Regions from separate parts of the Homo sapiens genome. Here region 1 is linked to region 2. Evidence: read pairs that join two places in POLR2A ChIA-PET (ENCODE). Cell type or tissue: PC-9. All regions are shown on one strand.

Region 1 (2,500 bases), 87 kb after region 2:
GCCAGGGAGACAGGTGGCTGATTGCCTCGGGCTCCAAATCGAGCCATTCTTGGGGATCCCACTCAGGCCTGGTCTGGGTGCCTTGTGCCTGGATGTGTTTGGTCAGAGCTGGAAGGTTGCAGTTTTTAAAAAAAAGAATGAATGAGTGAATCAAAAGAAAAAGGCTTTAGGCCAGGCGCGGTGGCTTACGCCTATAATCCCAACACTTTGGGAGGCCGAGGTGGGTGGATCACCTGAGGTCAGGAGTTCGAGACCAGCCTGGCCAACATGGTGAAACCCCGTCTCTACTAAAATTACAAAAAAAAAAAAAAAAAAGCCAGGCGTGGTGGCGGGCGCCTGTAATCCCAGCTACTAGAGATGCTGAGGCAGGAGAACCACTTGAATCTGGGAGGCGGAGGTTGTAGTAAGCCAAGATTGCACCACTGCACTCCAGCCTGGGCGATGGAGTGAAACTCCATTTCAAGAAAAAGGAAAAAAAGACTTTGTAGCAGAGTAGAAAAGAAATAAAACAATAATCAACTTTCAAGATGCATAAAAGAATCATTCTGGCCTAGGTTAGCTAGGAGTGAGAGCTAAAAAGAACAGAAAAACAGATCATGTATGGTGAAGGTGCGGGAGGGAGTAAAAACATGAATGAAGGGAGGAGGAAGGCGTAGCCAGGCATTGGACAAGAGACCAGTGGGGAAGAAGGAGCCGGGAGGGGAAAGGGGAAGAGGAGTCCAGAAAGCCTCACTGAGGCCCACAGGCCCTGGTGGTTCCTCCGAAGGATAGGGCTCAGGGCTGGGTGCCTGTAGTCCTGCTCCCTGGAGCCCTGAAGCAGTGAGGGCATGAGGTGCAGTCCTCCTGCTCTAAGCTGGATGAGGGCTGGTGGGGGGTGAGCAGGGACCTGGAGCCTCTCAAAGGACTTCAGTGCAGAGGCTGCCAGGGGCACCGCCATGCATCTCTGTTTCCTGCCTAAACGTGGGCTGATGGTGACAGCTGACAACCCAGTGTGGATTAAACTTGCTGAGTCACTGCAAAAGGTGGGGCTGATCCTAGCTCAGGATTTTTGGTCTCTGACTGGCGTTCTCAGAGCTGGGAGTAGGCAGTGTAAAAACCCATTGTAGGGCCAGGTGCAGTGGCTCATGCCTGTAATCCTAGCACTCCGGGAGGCCGAGTTGGGTGGATTGCCTGAGCTCAGGAGTTTGAGACCAGCCTGGGCAACATGGTGGAACCCCATCTATACTAAAATAAAAAATATTCACTGGGCATGGTGGTGTGTGTTTGTAATCCCAGCTACTTGGGAGGCTGAAGCAGGAGAGTCGCTTGAACCCAGGAGGTGGAGTTTGCAGTGAGCCGAGATTGTGCCACTGCAGTCCAGCCTGGGGGTTAGAGCGAGACTCTGTCTCAAAACAAACAGACGAAAAACAAAACCCACTGTATAGATGGGAAGCCCAAGGCCCAGGTGTCTCCCTTTGGCTCCCACAGCTCCGTGGAAAAACATGGGGTTGCCCTGGTTCAAATCCCAGCTCTGCCACTCACTAGCTGTGTGACTTCAGGTGTGTTCTCTTACTGTTCTGTGGGGGGCCTCTGGATTCTCATGTGCACACTAGGAATGAGAATATCAGAGGGCACACAGACCTACTCCAGTGTCCTCACAGGAGAAACTCATCCAGTAGGATTAATATTCCTGGCCTCCCCATGCCTCCTCCCATGGGAAGAGTAGAGAATATTCTGACTGTCACTCCCCAGAGAGGAAGCCAGGCCTGGTTAGCTGTGCCAGTCCTCAAGAGCCAGCTGTCTGCAGGGCCAGTGACCGGGCGGTGAGTCCGTCTGAATCACAGTGACCAGTTAGCAAAGGCCCTCATCCACAGATCAGGGCCTCTGGGCAGCTGTAGGGAAACTTCAGTTTCCACCTGTGGGCCTCCTGAAAGACCGCTTTCTCAATTTGTTACAGTAGTAGCTAGTCAGACGGGAGCGGGGCAGGGGAGGGCTCCCCCCACCCCCACTAGGAGAGTCAGGTGGCCACGTGATGGCAGGCAGTTGTTACTGTTTCTCTATAATTGTAATTGTTTGCAGCCAGAACCAGGGAACGCAGCCTCTGAATAGAATCACCTGAAGCTGGTGCCATGGTAATAAGCTTCCCCCGACAAAGATCTCAGGAGTTGGGCGAGCGAGTTCACACACGAGCACTAGGAGGCAAAATGGTGGAATTTAACTTGTGTTTGACCTCATGGGAACGAGGAGAGAAGCCACTTCTCTTACTGTCTCCTGTCTCTGAAGAGGAGGAGGAAGTAAACGTTGAAAAACAACAGGAATGAAGTCAGTGGCAAGACCAGCCGGTGCCACCGATGACCCGGCCTGAGGTTAAAAGATTACCCCCCGACCTCTAACCACACGTGCTCTCAATCCATCACGACCCGTTCACGTGGAACCCCTTAGAGTTGTAAGCCCTTAAAAGGGCCAGGAACGGTGTCTTCGGCGAGGTCGGCTCTTAAGACGCGAGTCTGTCGGCGTTCCA
Region 2 (2,500 bases):
GGGATGGGGGCTGTCGTGGTGGCTCACACCTGTAATCCCAGCACTTTGGGAGGCCAAGGTGGGCAGATCACCTGAGGTCGGGAGTTCGAGACCAGCCTGACCAAATGGAGAAACCCCGTCTCTATTAAAAATACAAAAAGTTAGCCAGGCATGATAGCACATGCCTGTAATCCTAGCTACTCGGGAGGCAGAGGCAGGAGAATCGCTTGAACCTGGGAGGTGGAGGTTGTGGTGAGCCGAGATCGCGCCATTGCACTCCAGCCTGGGCAACAAGAGCGAAACTCCATCTCAAAAAAAAAAAAAAAATGTCCAGTGGTGATCAGGTCCAGCTAGAGTTCTGCTTTTAGACACACAAGGCCTGAACGGGTTTAGAATGCTTATTTCATGCGTCGCCTTTCTCAGAAAGATACTGGGTGAGGCATTCTACTGAAATAAAGGAATTAAGCCCAGAAAAACAGCAGATCTAAATTCAGGAGAGGGGGCCCCAGCAGCCTGGAGAGAAACCTATTTAGGTTAGCAACAGGGAACTGATGCCTGGTGTGTTTGCACAGGAAAGGGTTTTATAATTCTATCAGGGAACTTAGGAAAAATTAGCAGGAGGAACCCAGAACGCCAAACAAATGGGAACTCAAGGCAGGAGAAAAAAAGCAGCGGTAGAAGAAAGAGAGGGCTGACTATTGATTCTGTGCATACGTTATTTAAATACACATAAAATGGATTTGAGAACTCCCTCTGGAGGCAGCATGAGGACGGACAGTGGCAAGCCCCAGAGGAAGGCTGTGAGGGGCCCGCATGCCAGCCCTGTGCGGCAGCCCAGGTCTCTCTCACTCCTTCTACAGTCAGTTCAGGAATTTGCTTTGTACCTTCAGAGGGTTTTTCATGCAAAGGATCAGGGAAAAAACCGAAACAACTTTTTCCAGAAGAGCTAATTGTTGTAAAGTGCACCGTCCGGTGCCTGACCCTCTGAGGCTGGGTGAGCACTGTGCAACTGTGTTCTCAGCCTGGCTTTCAGAGACTGCAGTCCCCTGCAGAGGCTGTGGGTCCACAGCCAGGGAGGCCACAGGTACAGAAGAATGCGCAGGACGAGGCAGCTGTGAGCTCAGAGGGAGGAGGGAGGGGGCGGTGCTGAGGTGGAGGTGGCCATTGGACTGCCGTGTGGGCAGTGACCTCTGGGTACAGCTCCCACCACCAGCAGGAGGGCTGGGACGAGGATGGAGCCCAGGACTGAGGCGTGACGGCTGCCTCCTCTTTCCCTGTGGTTGGTGAGTGGATGTGGCCATTGTCTCTCTTCACTCGGTTGGCTCCTGAATGCTGCAGGCCCAGCCCTGAGCATCTGGGGTACAGCTTTGATGAGAAGGGAGGGAGGTCGGAGGAGGAGGGAGAGCCCACCGCGTGGAGGGGCCTCTGTCCCTTAGCCCAAGTTTTCTGTTTCCAAAGTGGATTCCAGAAACAGAAAGCACTGCCTTGGGTGGGCCCAGCAAGAGGTCCCCTGGGCCTTTCCGGTGGTCAGGCCTCATGGTCCCACTGGCCTTGGGCTTCAGACCTCCTGGGGTCGCTTGTGGAGGGTCCCTCGAGGTCTCCCTGGGCAGCAGCCGCCTCGTGAAGGAAGCTCGGCAGCTCTGCAGTCCCATAATGTGTGATAAATCCCAGTATTTCTGCCATTAAACGATATTGTCACAAGGGCTAAATTGCCACCTGCAATGAGTAAATTAAATATTGACGATTTCATTGACTGTTAGATTTAATTTGGAGCCATCTTGCTGGGGCCCTAATGGGGCTGCAGATGACTTACTGTTTAATCCAGGCTGTCACCCCGTTAAGTGTTGAGTAATGAGGAAAAGATACACTCGTCAGGGTAAGAAAGTACTGATTCTCGGGCCCCTGGGTCGGGCCTCTGCCTCATAGACTGGGTGCCCTAGCATTGGGGCGGCTCTCCAAATAGCCTTCCTCTTCCTGCTCAGCTTCTCCCCCAGGCAAAATCCCCCTCCCCAGGGAGCCTCCTCCCTTGGTTCCCCTGTATCTCCAACCCATTGAGTCCAGCCTGGTGGGACGTTGCTTGTGCAGAGCACACAGAGCATCTCCCCTGTGCTCCCACCGCTGTGTCGTCAAGCTGGAGGGCTCAGTCCCCTTCCTCGCGGGCTGATGGCTGGACGTTGTGGGGTGGGAGGAGACAGTTGTGTTGTTCATCGCTGTGCCCAGGACAAAGCACCGTGCCTCCCTGTCGTGGGCCAGGGCTCATATAGAACTGCCAGGGAAGTGCGTGCCCTCAGCCTCACCACTCTCCTCATCTGTAATATGACGGAAGCGTCTTTGAGTGCTGACCATGGCCCGACTCAATTCTAAGCACCCACATCAGTCAGGGCTCGCCAGAGAGCAGAACCAATGGGATACAGATGGGGATGCATACGGGGATTGATCTGGGGAACCAGCTCCTGCAATGGTGGAGGCTGAGAAGTCCCGTGATCCACCACCTGGAAACTGGAGACTCTGGAACGCCGGT

What was found. Peaks named below come from ENCODE experiments on the same cell type or tissue, not always from the same donor. Only the 100,000 strongest peaks of a DNase experiment are listed, where the experiment ranks them.
Region 1: POLR2A ChIA-PET joins it to region 2 with 6 read pairs; 5 of 35 experiments call an interaction of 5 or more read pairs at or near these places.

Annotation. Positions count from the first base shown.
Region 1 is chr22:44,868,725-44,871,224 of GRCh38, reverse strand. No RefSeq gene overlaps it. Among named protein-coding and RNA genes, the nearest start is that of ARHGAP8, 120 kb to the right of the region's middle. RefSeq lists enhancers at 241-1,152, 2,065-2,500, 1,822-2,500. In PC-9, no CTCF peak of the experiment used is centred here; a DNase peak (open chromatin) is centred at 1,034; H3K27ac peaks cover 1,440 bases.
Region 2 is chr22:44,955,710-44,958,209 of GRCh38, reverse strand. All of the region lies in intron 2 of PHF21B (PHD finger protein 21B), which reads left to right. Among named protein-coding and RNA genes, the nearest start is that of PHF21B, 53 kb to the left of the region's middle. RefSeq lists an enhancer at 1,142-1,911. In PC-9, a CTCF peak has its summit at 773 (motif pointing left); no DNase peak of the experiment used is centred here; H3K27me3 peaks cover 2,500 bases.